Linked DNA regions of Homo sapiens: regions 2 and 3 are each linked to region 1. A link is a contact called in ENCODE Hi-C data. All regions are on one chromosome and are shown on one strand. The core of a region is the stretch at or near the end of the contact, and the rest is flanking DNA. Distances in the headings are between cores, read along the strand shown. Region 1 has its middle 65 kb from the start of FRMD3-AS1. Region 2 overlaps FRMD3 (FERM domain containing 3). Region 3 has its middle 6.8 kb from the start of FRMD3.

The links. A loop is a pair of places that touch in the nucleus more often than their neighbours do. Pooled maps may share reads with other maps.
Region 2: a loop to region 1 is called in a pooled map, with 17 times the contacts of the local background. The contact joins two enhancer-like sites. A Hi-C loop is called at or near these places in 5 of 37 single-sample maps with no recorded cell type and 3 of 50 pooled maps.
Region 3: a pooled map shows a loop between it and region 1 (2.5-fold over the local background). The contact joins two enhancer-like sites. A Hi-C loop is called at or near these places in 2 of 50 pooled maps.

The regions. Positions count from the first base shown.
Region 1 is chr9:83,151,853-83,156,424 of GRCh38, forward strand. It overlaps a transcript of RASEF not described here. Among named protein-coding and RNA genes, the nearest start is that of FRMD3-AS1, 65 kb to the right of the region's middle. Within about 2 kb of position 2,624, at least 5 of the 41 ENCODE cell types and tissues checked have a DNase peak (open chromatin) inside an H3K27ac peak, as active enhancers do.
Region 2 is chr9:83,469,711-83,473,822 of GRCh38, forward strand. All of the region lies in intron 1 of FRMD3 (FERM domain containing 3), which reads right to left. Among named protein-coding and RNA genes, the nearest start is that of FRMD3, 67 kb to the right of the region's middle. RefSeq lists enhancers at 3,723-3,882, 3,933-4,022. Within about 2 kb of position 2,666, at least 9 of the 41 ENCODE cell types and tissues checked have a DNase peak (open chromatin) inside an H3K27ac peak, as active enhancers do.
Region 3 is chr9:83,542,853-83,547,533 of GRCh38, forward strand. It overlaps a transcript of FRMD3 not described here. Among named protein-coding and RNA genes, the nearest start is that of FRMD3, 6.8 kb to the left of the region's middle. Within about 2 kb of position 1,458, at least 2 of the 41 ENCODE cell types and tissues checked have a DNase peak (open chromatin) inside an H3K27ac peak, as active enhancers do.

The DNA.
Region 1 (4,572 bases), core at 1,374-3,873:
GAAGGAACAATAGAGACTTTTTTTTCCTCTAGATATAGATTATTTTTTTCCAGGAAGTCCCAGAAGGCTGCCAGAGATGTAAGAGAAAGCCCCAAAACACGGCGTCGCAAAACCAAGAGGGGAAGATACTTCAAGGACCAGAGGCTGTTTGTGCTGGTGTTTGTCAGTATCTCCCCAGACAGTTATCTTCCCTCCCCCAGTAAGACTATGATCTCCTTGAGAACAGGACTGAATTTTATGCCTTCTGACATTCCCAGTGCCTAACAACAGAGTGTCACTCATGGTAGGTGCCCAGTAATTGTAAGAGGATAAAATCAGATGGGACACTAGGCTTGGAATCAATTACCTAAATCTTGACCCTACTCTAGGAAAAACTAAATGTGTGGCCTTAATCAAATAGTTTAACTATTCTGAGGTTGGTCCAAATGGCTTCTTTTAGTTCTAAAATTTTACAGAAAGGATGACCAATTCCTGAATAATTAGTATTTTGCTCTTCATTCATGACAATGAATCACAGATTCAAAGATAAAGAGCTGGAAGGGCCCTTATACACCATCTCTCTTCCTCTAGCCCCTCATTCTAAGGAACCCCAAGTTGAGAAAGAGACCACATCTTGGTGAAGGTGAGTTAGGATTTGATACACATCTTCTCCCTCCCAAGCCTCTGCTTAAGCCTAAAAATCCATTGCCTTAATCCACTGCCTTTCTTCATGCATGGAACTAAAATGAAAATGTTGTATGGGGGTTTTCCAGGCTTCTCTCTTTAAAAATACCAAGTGGTTCCTTCCTTGGAATTTCACATTATGTTCTAACATACTGAAAATGATCAATGAAGGCTACTTGATTCTCTGAATATATATGCGCATGTGCGCACAGACACACATACACACACACACACACACACACACTCAGGAAACTATAACTGAAACCCAACTCATAACCTACTTATTTATTTTCCATTGGTCTTCAGTATTGATAGTGCCAACTGTAACCGAGAGATAACTAGGAAAACTTTAGGCACTGTTGACAAGACTAATCCTTGCTAGCCACAGACACCCCTTCTATGGCAGTTAGTGACTGCACTCAGACCAAAATAAAGCATATCATTGGAGAACTTTGTATGGCAATGTCTTCTACTCTGCCTTAATAAAATACTCTGTGCTGCTTAATTTTGCCATGAAGGACCACTTCGGAAAACTTGTTTTTGCATATATTTCTATATAATATAAAATATAGTAGGAATTAGAAATGTTTGATAAATTTCAACTCAGCCATAATGATTTTAGTTAAGACATAGTTTAGCTGGTCCCATCGATTCTTTCTCTTAAAAGATACATTATTAACATCACCACTTCCCTTATACACCATGTATATTCATATTTTCTCTTTCTCTCTCTTGTTCTCACTCTCAGTTTCACTCTCCCTCTCTTAGTTTAGGACATATTGCTCTCTCCACAAGGCACTTATTAAATGGTATATATCTGATTAAACACACTTTTTCATTTTAATATGTTACTGCTTATATGAAATTTCTTGTTCCTTGCACATTCAAAGGAGCCCACCATTTATATTGCCCAAAACCCTAAAAAATTGTCGCTGAGTTTAAGAAGACCTTCTCTAATGCTATCAAAACTTCAGAAAAGATCTACATCAATAGAAAGTTATCTGAGCCCCTTTTCCTTTGTTTCTCCATCATGGCGACCCTGAGCTGCCTTCTTTCCTTCCTGGAAGTTACAGCATTTCTTCTCCAACCCAGTAATTCAGCTACTTGTCAAAGACTTACAAATGCCACCCCCTGCCAGTAGAGTTCTCATACCAGACCTGTTGCACAAGGCTGTTTAACGCCTCTCTTCTTTGGATGTTCTTTTCTAGTCCTCAGTACCAAGGGAGCCTTAAGAAGGGAAACAAAAAGATAAAACTCCACAAGCTTCGCCTAGCCATATAGTGAGGACTGTGTGGCACGTTCCCTGGCAGCCCATATGATAGGCTCAAGTGTGTCACCTACTGCCATGGAATGTCATCTCACTGAGGTCAGGATATTTCTCCCAGCCATGCTGAGTACCTGACAGTTGTCAAACAACATTTCCACCACCCACTTGACAGGCTGCATGGAATAGTGGAGAATGCATAGCGTATAGCGTCTCAACATCTGGTTGAGCCCTGGTTCTGCTACTAACTGCTGTGTGACCTTTCAGAAGTTGCTTAACTTGTCTGGGCGTTGGCAAATACAGACTCCAGATAGCTGGAAAGTAAAGAGTAAATTAAGATAGCAGACCCAAGTTCTAGTGTACATTCTGCCACTTACCAGGTCTTTGCATCAATGGGGTTCAGATTCCTTAGTTTAAAAATGAGGACAATACCTGCCTGGTTTGTATAGTGTCACTGTCAGGAGGAAAGGACAGAAGCGATGTGGAAAGCCCTGTGAACTACACAGTCTTCTGCAAATTGACTGGCTGGCACCCTCCTTTGGCCTCTTTGCTTTATCTATTTGACCGTAAGGTCTCATTTGAAAGTTCAAACCTTTCTAGAACCCTTTCTTCCCAGCACTGAAAGTACCATCCACAGTCCTTATTTTCAGTCATGTAATTTCAGACAGGCCAGTCACTTCTGAATACTAGATTTCTCTCTGCATGAGTCACAGTGAGAAAACTCACAGCTGGGCAAGAAGCTAGTCTCCTCCCCTTCTCTGCCCTGACCCTGTGTTCCCACTTCCTGAGTGCACCTGATGGCCTTTGAAACACTCAAAAGTCAGGAACTTCTAAAGCACAAAGAGTCAGAGCATGATTTCCACAAGTTCTCTACCTAGGTTGGCCATCTCTCTTTCTACCCCATGGTGATATCCTTGCTCACAATCCAATTTTTCTAAAGCCTGCCTTTTTCTGTCTTTGCATTGGCATACTATTTTCTTCCTGCTTGCTTTTAAAATAAGAATCCTTGCCTCATTGCATTAATAAAGTGTTCTCATGTAGGTGAAATAACTAACACTTTACTGTGGGTTCACAACTATCTAAGGAAATAATGGAGGAAGGTATTTTCACTCCTACTTTAGAATGAAAAAAGGAGGCCCAGAAATTCTGTGTGGCTTGCCCCAAGATCACACCGAAAGGAGGTAGCAAAGTCTAGCCTCATCTACCAGCCTGCTGAGTCAGAGCTAACCTTCTTCCCACCACCTCTTGTGGGTTAGTAAGAAAAACAAGAGGCACAGCCAAGGGAGAACACTTATGTCACCCAGTACAAACAGGCAGCCTGAATCCAGAGGTAAACCAGAAAGGAATAAAAGGCAAAGGCAGCTGAGTCCAAGAACAATGGGCAGCATTTTGGAGCCGTTCAATTCCCAAGTCAGGTTACAGGGCCATAAATACATTTTAAGGCCTTTAGAATACCTGGATGCTCTGTGACCCTTCTTCTATCTGTGTTTGGGTGTATTAGTCCATTTTCATGCTGCTGATGAAGACATACCCAAGACTGGGTAATCTATAAAGAAAAAGAGGTTTAATGGACTCACAGTTCCATGAGGCCAGGGAGGCCTCACAATCATGGCAGAAGGTGAAAGGCATGCCTTACATGGCAGCAGACAAGAGAGAATGAGAACCAAGCAAAATGGATTTCCCCCTATAAAACCATCAGATGTTGTGAGATGTATTCACTACCATGAGAACAGTATGGGGGAAACCGCCCCCATGATTAAATTATCTCCCACCGGGTCCCTCCCACAACACATGGGAATTATGAGAGCTACAGTTCAAGATGAGATTTGGGTGAGGACACAGCCAAACCATATCATTGGGTTCCCTACACTTCCTTCAGACTTCAAAGACAAGGGACTTCTGGTGAAAAATACACAAAGCTTCCTCATTTTCCATTTAGAGCTTGAATGGGTTGAGGTGGAACTATAAAAGTACTAATGAGAATATTCTGGAACAAACAAAACATAATTTTCTCCATTTTATCTGTTCACTGCAACAGTCATACAAGACAGAGCCAAAGTGGTGCTTAGATTCAGCAGTCAACTGCCAGCATGATTTGGTTTCAGAAATTCCAGGACAGCAGTTTGGTGCAATAAAAAGAACACCAGCTCTCAGTCAGCAGACTCAAGTTTCCATCCCAGGATCTGTCACTTAATAGTTATATGGCCCTGGGATTCCTTTACCCTGACTGAAAACATAAGAATAATATCTCTTTTGAAGACTTTATAGACAGCAGATGTCACAAACTTATGGCCCATGCATCATATCTGGTCCAAAGAGATAATTTCCTTGTCTCACACAATTACAAAAATTATTCTAAAAAATTTCTTTAGAAGAGGCCTGCCTTCTTCCATCTGGCACACACATACTCTTCTCTCTGATCTTATATTGACCTGCATCTGGAGTTTGTGTTCCCTCCTCAAGCCCATGGTCATTTAATTTCAACCTCTTCTTCAGGAATTCCACAAAAATGTGAAAGCTCCTAGCAGATAACAAGCACTCAATGAATATTCTGGTTCTCTGAAGTATGAGCACTGTTTGCTACCTGATAAAGGGACACTCTGTAATTGGAGTTCCAGTTCCAGCTTTCAGTCTCTGTTGCTGGT
Region 2 (4,112 bases), core at 1,416-3,915, 320 kb after region 1:
GGAGAGGGAAATGCCTGAATTCAAAGCTCAGATGGGAATTAGAAACCGGCTATTGTCAGGTAAAGGCTCCGTGGTCATACATAATTAAAACTCATGCAGCCAGTGTCTTCTCACCAATGAGAGATCTCAGAAAACTAAGATGGGGGGCGGGGAGAAAGCCCGCAGGAGCAGCTGCTGGTCCACTAGTTCTCAAACTCTTACGCACGTTTGAATTCCCTAGAGCTGTATAAAAGTAGAGATTCCCAGGCTGAAGAGCTCTGGGGATAGGACCCAGGCATTTGTACTTTTTAAAGTACAGTTGATCCGGTGTGTTGAAACCATTAAATCTGGCTGAGAGGAGCTATGAACTCATAACCATTCCCAGTTTTCCAGAAGAAACTGATGTAGCAAATTTAAAAGAATTTTTTTTAAATAAGGAGAGGTTCTACCACTCAGGGAACACCTAAGCACCACAGCCCCAGATTCCAGCTGCTCTGAAGTTCCATCTATAGTTCCCTCTCCACTGGAGCACATTTAGAAAAGCCCAGAGAAGGTTCTGGACCTCACCCCACTGCACTTACTGAACTGAACCCAAACTTCCCATTAGAGAGGGGGCGATGGCTTACACGCTGAACTTAGTGTTGATCTGGGCTGCAGTCCTCACCCTGCCATTTTCTATATAAGCTTAGACAAGTTCCCTAACTTATCTGAGCCTCAGTTACCTCAGATCTCTCTCAGAGGGTTGTTTTGAGATTTGAGAGAGAACACATGTAAATCAGCTTGCAGAGTGGCACACAGGGCAGGGGGCCTAGTAAACGTTTATTTGTTAATTTGTTTAAGGGACTATGCTGCTGCCAGAGACTGGATTTGAATTGTCAGCCTCAAAAATCCCCTTGCCTTGTGATAGCTCTCCAATCCTCTGCACACCAATGTGTGCCTAACCCTGAGGCTGACCTTTGATGTCCCAGAAGGGTCCCGATCAGAAGGTCTGGATTCATGAATAGAATACACAAGCTAATCTGGTAGGATGTGGTACAATGATTTTTGATGTCAAAGATGTTTCATGGTGCCTTGCACATTGCAGATGAATAATAAATGAATATTTGCAGGCTGGATTATTCAAAGAAGACTTGGAGTTAACCTGTGAATTTCACTTTAGGGTGATTCTCCTTTTTCTTCACATGCAATAAAAGTGACTGAAGAATGTGATCTTACACAAGCTGGAGCATTTTCCCCCATCTGTTTTAGTTTCTAAATCTTTAAAACTAATTAATGGTTACTAACAAAACATAGAAGCAAACAGCAGTAGAGAACAATTTAATGGTCCTGCCTCAGTACTAGAGGAAAACTGCTCACAGCTAACTCTGTCTCATAAAACTCCAGTTTTAGGGGGGAGAAGGTGACATCCCTCTGCCTCTAGACAGGTGAGAGGAAATTGAGAATAAAAGATGGACCAACACGTACTCCCTCAAGATGATACACTCAGAACAGATTTGACAGCACAGAGAACGGCTCTGGCCTTCTGCTCTGCTGGTCAAACTGGCACAAATACTGAAAAGATGAAGCAGGAAAAAGAAATTGAAACATTCTGGGCAACTTGTAAATTCCTAGGTCTATCAGGGAGTCTAACAACCCATTAGGCAACTGGAAAAACAGGCAACTATCTTCACGGCTCTGCTCCATTTTCTCATATCAATATCTAGCGTTACACAATAATGCTCAGCAGATGACTGAGTTCCTCTTTCACCATTTTGAGCTATCATTCACAAGGGAAGGGCATGAGGACACAGTTGCAGGTCAGTGAGGGTGGGTGGGACACCGGCTTGGGAAACTGAATGCAGGGAGGCAAGGCTGGATGAGCAGGTCCAGGAAAGCCCGTACTGCTCCACACAAAGGAAGAGAGAGCATCAGGAAGAACAGGGACTCATCCTCTCCCTGGAAAAGGGCTAAAAACCAATCATTGCAAATTCACCTTGTTCAAAGCTTCTTTTCTGACCACAATGGGCTAGATGGTCTCTGAGAAGACCTGGGAGGTTTATTTTACCAACAGAAACATTTGTATTTGTTTAAGTGGTGAAGTATGAAACCTCTGTGATGAAATGGCTGCTGTTTTACTGACTGAACCCAAAATTCTCACCAGGGAGCTAGCAATGGCGTCCCACACTGGACTTGGAGTTGATCTGGACTCCAGCTCTGGGCCTGTCATTTCCTAACTATGTAACTTTGGGCAAGTGTCCTAACTCATGTGAGCCTTGTATCCTTAAATCCACCTAAGAGGCTTGTTGAGGTTTGAATGTGAGAATACAAGCAAATCACCTTGTATAGTGACAACACAGAGCAAGGGCCTCGTGAACATTCATTTGCTCATTCATTGAAGGGACTAGGGTGCTACCAGAGATGCCACTGGGAAAAACTCCATTCCCAGCCCTATTTTCCCCAGAACTCACCGCTCAGATTTTAGTAAGCATAGTGCAAAAATAGTGGTCCATGGTCAAATAAGTATAGGAAAAGCTGGAGTCAACAACGTCAAACTAGTTTGCTCACTTGCCCAAGAGCCATAAATAAGCTGATGTGTGCTATGAGCTGCAGAGAAGATCAGGGTGAGGGAAATAAAACCTGCAGCATTTCTCAAGCATAATTCTTCAAGGAACATCTGTTATGACACACACGTGAAACATGCCCCCAAAGAGTTCAGGAAACGCTCATCAGGAACAAAGGTTAGTAATACATGGGAGTGAGTGGCTCACCCAGTCACCCCATGGGATCTGACATTTCCTGACTGGTGTTTACCTAGGTGACAGAGGAGACATTCTGGAGCCAGAAACAATGATAATGCTACCAGGAAAGTAGAACACCACCCAAAGGAACGCCACACCAGCCCAGCCCAGCTCCTCCTCACTAGGGGCCAGCACAATATCCATTCGGTGACTTTTATTTCATGAGAACATATCTCTACCTTTATAAAGCATACTGTCAACAGAAAAGTCAGATTTTCTTACTGAAAGAATCACTTTTTGTGTGAATGGATCAATTTTTCAAAGTGTGAAAACCTGTGCCATGAGAGTTGACTCTGCCACCGATGAGAAGAAAGGATTTGGGGTTATTTCTAAATTTCTCATATAAAATATCTTTTTCGATAGTTTTATGCTGGACTACCTCAAATGCACATAATTTATACTTGCATAAAATGCCAGTAGGCTTTCCTCATAGGCAGTCAAGTCACGAGTGTTCTTTCAAAACTATTCTCTAATCTGCCTCTTCATTTCCCTTCTACAGCCACCAACCCTGCCACACTCACCAGGATTGTGGCGAAACCTCCCAGGCTCCATGCTTACAATATTTCCCCTTCCAACGCTTTCTGCATCCTGCCAGTTTAACCTCCAAAATCAATCATTATTATATTCCTCAAAGACTTAGATGTTCCCCCTTTGTATATGGAATACCCAAACTCAACCTGGCTACTGGCATTTGAGCTTTCTCTCCCACAGGACTCCAGCCCCTAGACTCTTACACCGACATCTCAAGCCCCTGGCCCACCTTGCCTCTTCCCAACCCCCTGCCTCTGTGCACACCAGTCTCCCTGCCAAGTTTGTCCACCCACTCTTGCCAACTCTAAATCCACAAGAACTCCCAATACTTAGGTCCACAGAATCATTCCACATGACTCCGGTCCAGTCCTCCCCTCACCTACCTTCCACAGCAGGTTCTGTGCATTCCATTTAGCCCTTCGCCTTTTATTAACTTCTGTTGCTATTTAATTGTTTCTACTAATATTTCAATGTTCATGTGTCTTTGACTTTCCCCACAAGTAAACTCCAAGTTTCGTAGAAACAGAAAGTACATCATACACTTTCTATCTTAGAAACAGAAAGTACATCATACACTTTCTATCTTAGAAACAGAAAGTACATCATATTTTCTATCTTAGAAACAGAAAGTACATCATACACTTTCGCCAACAAGAATAACATGGAGAGGAGGAAGAGGGCGAATGCACGGGCTAGCTAGTGAACTTAAGTAGGAAAATTCACCCCCCATGAAGGAAAGCATTTATGCCAACGTCCACTTTCCAAAGACATGGGTCTCCTCCCTCATAAATACCACAAGGAATGTACCTTGCCCTCCTTCAAGTT
Region 3 (4,681 bases), core at 208-2,707, 390 kb after region 1:
GGATAATCTTTTTGACAAATGGTGCTGGAAAAACTAGACATTCACATGCAAAAAAATGAGTATAGACATAGACCACACACTGTTCACAAATTTTAAGTCAAAATAAATCATTGACTCACATGTAAACAATAAAACTTCTAGGAGATAACATGAGGGAAAATTTAGGTAATCTTCAGTTTGGTGATAAAAATCAACAAACATCAACACATCAAAAGCATAAGTTGGACTCAGTTAAAATGTAAAACTTTTAGGGCAGCTTCAAGATGGCTGACTGGAGACACTGATCACCCAATCTCCCCAAAAAAGAAGAACCAAAGTTAGAGGTGAAAAATCATAACTCAAAAGATTAAGAGACGAGTGTGAAGGCCTATTGGAAAATTCACAAGCAGAAGCTAGGGCACAGAAAAAAGGAGGAGGCAAGAATTTGGCAGAAATTGAATCCTGAAGGACTTGGGGTCCCATGGAAAGGGTAAGTGGGGATGTTTTGGGTTGCCCTCACCCCTGTGACAGATTGCTAGTTTCCAAACTGTTGAAGAGCTCCTCTGCCCTCACAAGCTTATGCATCGGTGTGGGCGGCAATTTGGGAATTTCTTGAGGGCACTGCACTGGGCTGTCAGCAACCCCCAAATTTGAGCTATGGTAGCGGGCACCACACTGGGTGTGCACCCATTTTGGGACTCTATCCTGCCCAGGGAATCTCAGTTCTTGTGTCTCCACATCACCAAATCCCCTGCAGACATCCCTCAGCACCCACTGAGATTGTGGCACCCACATGGGGCCAGCTGGACCCAGGAGAGCTGAGGGTCTGACCCTCAGGGCATGCTGTTCCAAGGAAAAGGCAGAGTGCAGCATGCCAAGGGAACACCTGTTAGGACAAAAGAAACCATAGAGTGTGCTCTCCTATTCCTGAGAGCTCCCCACTTCTGTGCTGAAAGTGACTGCACTCCTTTCAACAGCGACATGGGCACTGTGCTTGGCTCTGTGGGTGAAGAGTGTGGTTCTGCCATAGCAGCCAGGTGGCCCCAGTGCTTGGGCCTGGTAATGGAGATGAAGCCTCCTACTCCCCGCATAGCTGCTGCCGCCAGGGTTTGGCTTAAGCATACCTGTAGACAGCCATTCCAGGGCTATTAAGGATGACTGCATCCTTACTGGCAATGTCCCCACTGGGCCCTAGATTGTACAAAAGACAGGGCCCCTCCACCTCTGTACAGACAGTGGCAGCATTCCTGCAGCAAGAACAGGTGAGCCATAAAGCTGTCTATTTTGGGCTGAGGGAAGAGGCTCCACACCAAAGCCATTTCAGCAGAGAGCCACAGGAAAGGCATTGTCCATGTCTCTCAGCTACATTGAAGTGTCTGTCGAACTGAGTCATGAGCCCTGGGACAGAGGCATGATAGGGAAGAAGACTGCGTTTCTGCACCATGGAGCTGGTGCAGCCCCCTGACCCCCTGAGGAGACCTTTGTGCATTTCACCAGAAGCTCCCCTAAGCACCCCATCAGGGCTTGTGCTTGTGCTTGGCATTGGGTTATCCAAGAACAAGCCTGGCAGTCCAGCTTGACTCAGCTTTGGCCACTCCCCAACCCAGGGCTGAGCAGGAAACTCAGAGAATGGTGTATTCCACAGGCCAGATAATTGCCTGTGACAACACAGAGCTTCTCCCAGCTGAAAAAAAAGATCAAGTATATACCCATCTGCGTCTGCCACAGAAGCTCTTACCTTCAAGTGCCACCTACTGGTCTGGAAGTCAAACTGCACAACCTAATACAAATTTGGCTGACTCAGTGTACAGCACTAGGGACCGAGATAAGTTTCTGAAGACTTCTATCTCCGTCTTTACAGGAGACTGAGAGCCTACTCACATGCCCAGTACACCACTACTACAACCAGCATTTGAGAAAACAACCATACTAACGTTATCTATAACCAAGGAATTCATACAGAGCCTTGGCCCCCTGAAAGCACCAAGAAGCAAAGCCAAACAATCCTATTCAACATACATTACAGTCATCCTCAAAGAAGAAATAAAAAGTCTTGTCCAAACAAAAGTAAATTCAAAAATAAGAAGTGACACCTCAGAATAAGAAAGGACCAACACAACAATTCCAGCAGCATGAAAAAAAGAGTGTGTTATGATAACCTCAAAGGATCACACTAAATATCTAACAATGGATCCTAACCAAAATGAAAATTCCAAAACACCAGATAAAGAATTAAAAATATAGATTGTAAGGAAGCTCAATGAGATCCAAGAGAAAGTTGAAAAACAACACAAGGAAATCAGAAAACAATTCAAGGTATGAATGAAAAATTTACTAAGGAAAAAGATTTAAAAAATAAAAGAACATCTGGAAATGAAACAGTCATTGAAGCAATTACAAAATACAGTTGAAAGCTTTAACAATAGATTAGACCAAGAGGAAGAAAGAATTTCAGAGCTCAATGACAGGTCTTTGGAAGTAACCCAATCTGACAAAAATACAGAGAAAAGTGTTGTTTTTTTTTGTTTTTTTTTTTTTTTTTTTGAGATGGAGTCTTGCTCTTTCACCCAGGCTGGAGTGCAGTGGTGCGATCTCAGCTCACTGCAAGCTCCGCCTCCTGGGTTCATGCCATTCTCCTGCCTCAGCCTCTCAAGTAGCTAGGACTACAAGCGCCCACCACCACACCCAGCTAATTTTTTGTATTTTTAGTAGAGATGGGGTTTCACCGTGTTAGCCAGGATGGTCTTGATCTCCTGACCTCGTGATCTGCCCCCCTCGGCCTCCCAAAGTGCTAGGATTACAGGAGTGAGCCACCACACCCGGCCGAGAAAATAATTTTTTAAACGAACAAAGCCTTTGAGAAATATGGTATTATAAACCATCCAGACCTGTAAGTCATAGGTATCCCTGAGGGAGAAGAAGAAAAATTTAAAAGTTTGGAAAACCTATTTGAGGGAATAATTGAGGAAAACTTTACTTTTCTTGCTAGAGATTTACACATCCAGATACAAGAAGCTCAGAGAACTCCTAGGAGATATATTGCAAGACAAACATCACCAAGGTGTATAGTCACCAGACTGTCCAAAGTCAACATGAAGAAAAAGAATCCTAATAGCAGCAAGAGAAAACTGTCTAATCACCTGTAAAGGAAATCCCATCACACTAACAGCAGACTTCTCATCAGAAAACTTACCAGACAGAAGAGATAAGGGTCCTATTTTCAGTCTTCAAAAAAAAAAAAAAAGCCAGGCATGGTGGTTCACACCTGTAATGCCAGCAGTTTGAGAGGCCAAGGTGGGTGGATCACTTGAGATCAGGAGTTTGAGACCAGCCTGGACAACATTGTGAAATGCCATCTCTACCAAAAATACAAAAATTAGCCAGGCATGGCGGTAAGCCCCTATAATCCCAGTTACATAGGAGGCTGAGGCATGAAAATCACTTGAACCCAGGAGGCAGAGGTTGCAGTGAGCCAAGATTGTGCTACTGCACTCCACCCCGGGTGACAGAGCAAGACTGCGTCTCAAAAAACAAAACAAAACAAAAAAACTGTCAGCCAACAATTCTATATCCTGCAAAATTAAGCTTCATAAATGAAGGAGAAATAAACTATTTCCCAGACAAGCAAACACTAAGGGAATTTGATGCCACTAGACTGGCTCTATAAGAAATGTCAAAGAAGTTCTAAACATAGAGACAAAATGTCTTCATCATAAAAACACATAAAAAGTATAAAACTCACAAGTTGTATAAAACAATTACACAGTTGAGACTACAAAGCAACTAGGTAACAATTAACATTATGACAGGAACAAAGCTTCAAACATCAATATTAACCTTGAATGTAAATAAAATAAATGTTCCACTCCTGGCCAACATGGTGGAACCCCGTCTCTACTAAAAATACAAAATTTAGCTGGGTGTGGTGGTGCATACCTGTATCCCAGCTACTTGGGAGGCTGAAGCATGGGAATTACTTGAACCCAGGAGGCGGAGGTTGCACTGAGCCAAGATTGTGCCACTGCACTCCAGCCTAGCGACAGAGTGAGACTCTGTCTCAAAAAAAAAAAAAAGAGTATAGATTGGTGAAATGGATTTTTGAAAAAAAAGATCCAACAATATGTTGCTCACAAGAAACCCATCTAACTGGTAAATAAATTTAAAGACTCAAGGTAAAGGCATGGAAAAAGACATTCTGTGCAAATGGAAATCAAAAGCAGACTGGGATAGCTATACTTATATTAGATAAAACACACTTTAAATCAACAACAATAAAACAAGTTCATTATTATAGAATCAAGACGTTAGGACAACTTTAAATCAATATTTTAAGTCACTTTAAATCAACAGTTAAAAAAAGACAAAGAAGGTCATTATTATTATGTAATCATTATATAGTTATATATAATGATCATATAATTATTATTATATAATGACCTTCTTTGTCATTATATAATATAATATAACCAAAAAAGGTCATTATGATTATATAATATTATATATAATTATTATATAATCATTATCTAATTACCTTCTTTGTCTTTTTTTACTGTTGTTGATTTAAAGTGTCTGAAAGTATTGATTTAAAGTTGTCTTCTTTTACTGTTTGTCCCTATCATTATAAAATAAAGTGATCAATTCATCAAGAAGATATAACAATTCTAAATATATATGCCCCCAACAATGGAATTCTCAGATTCAT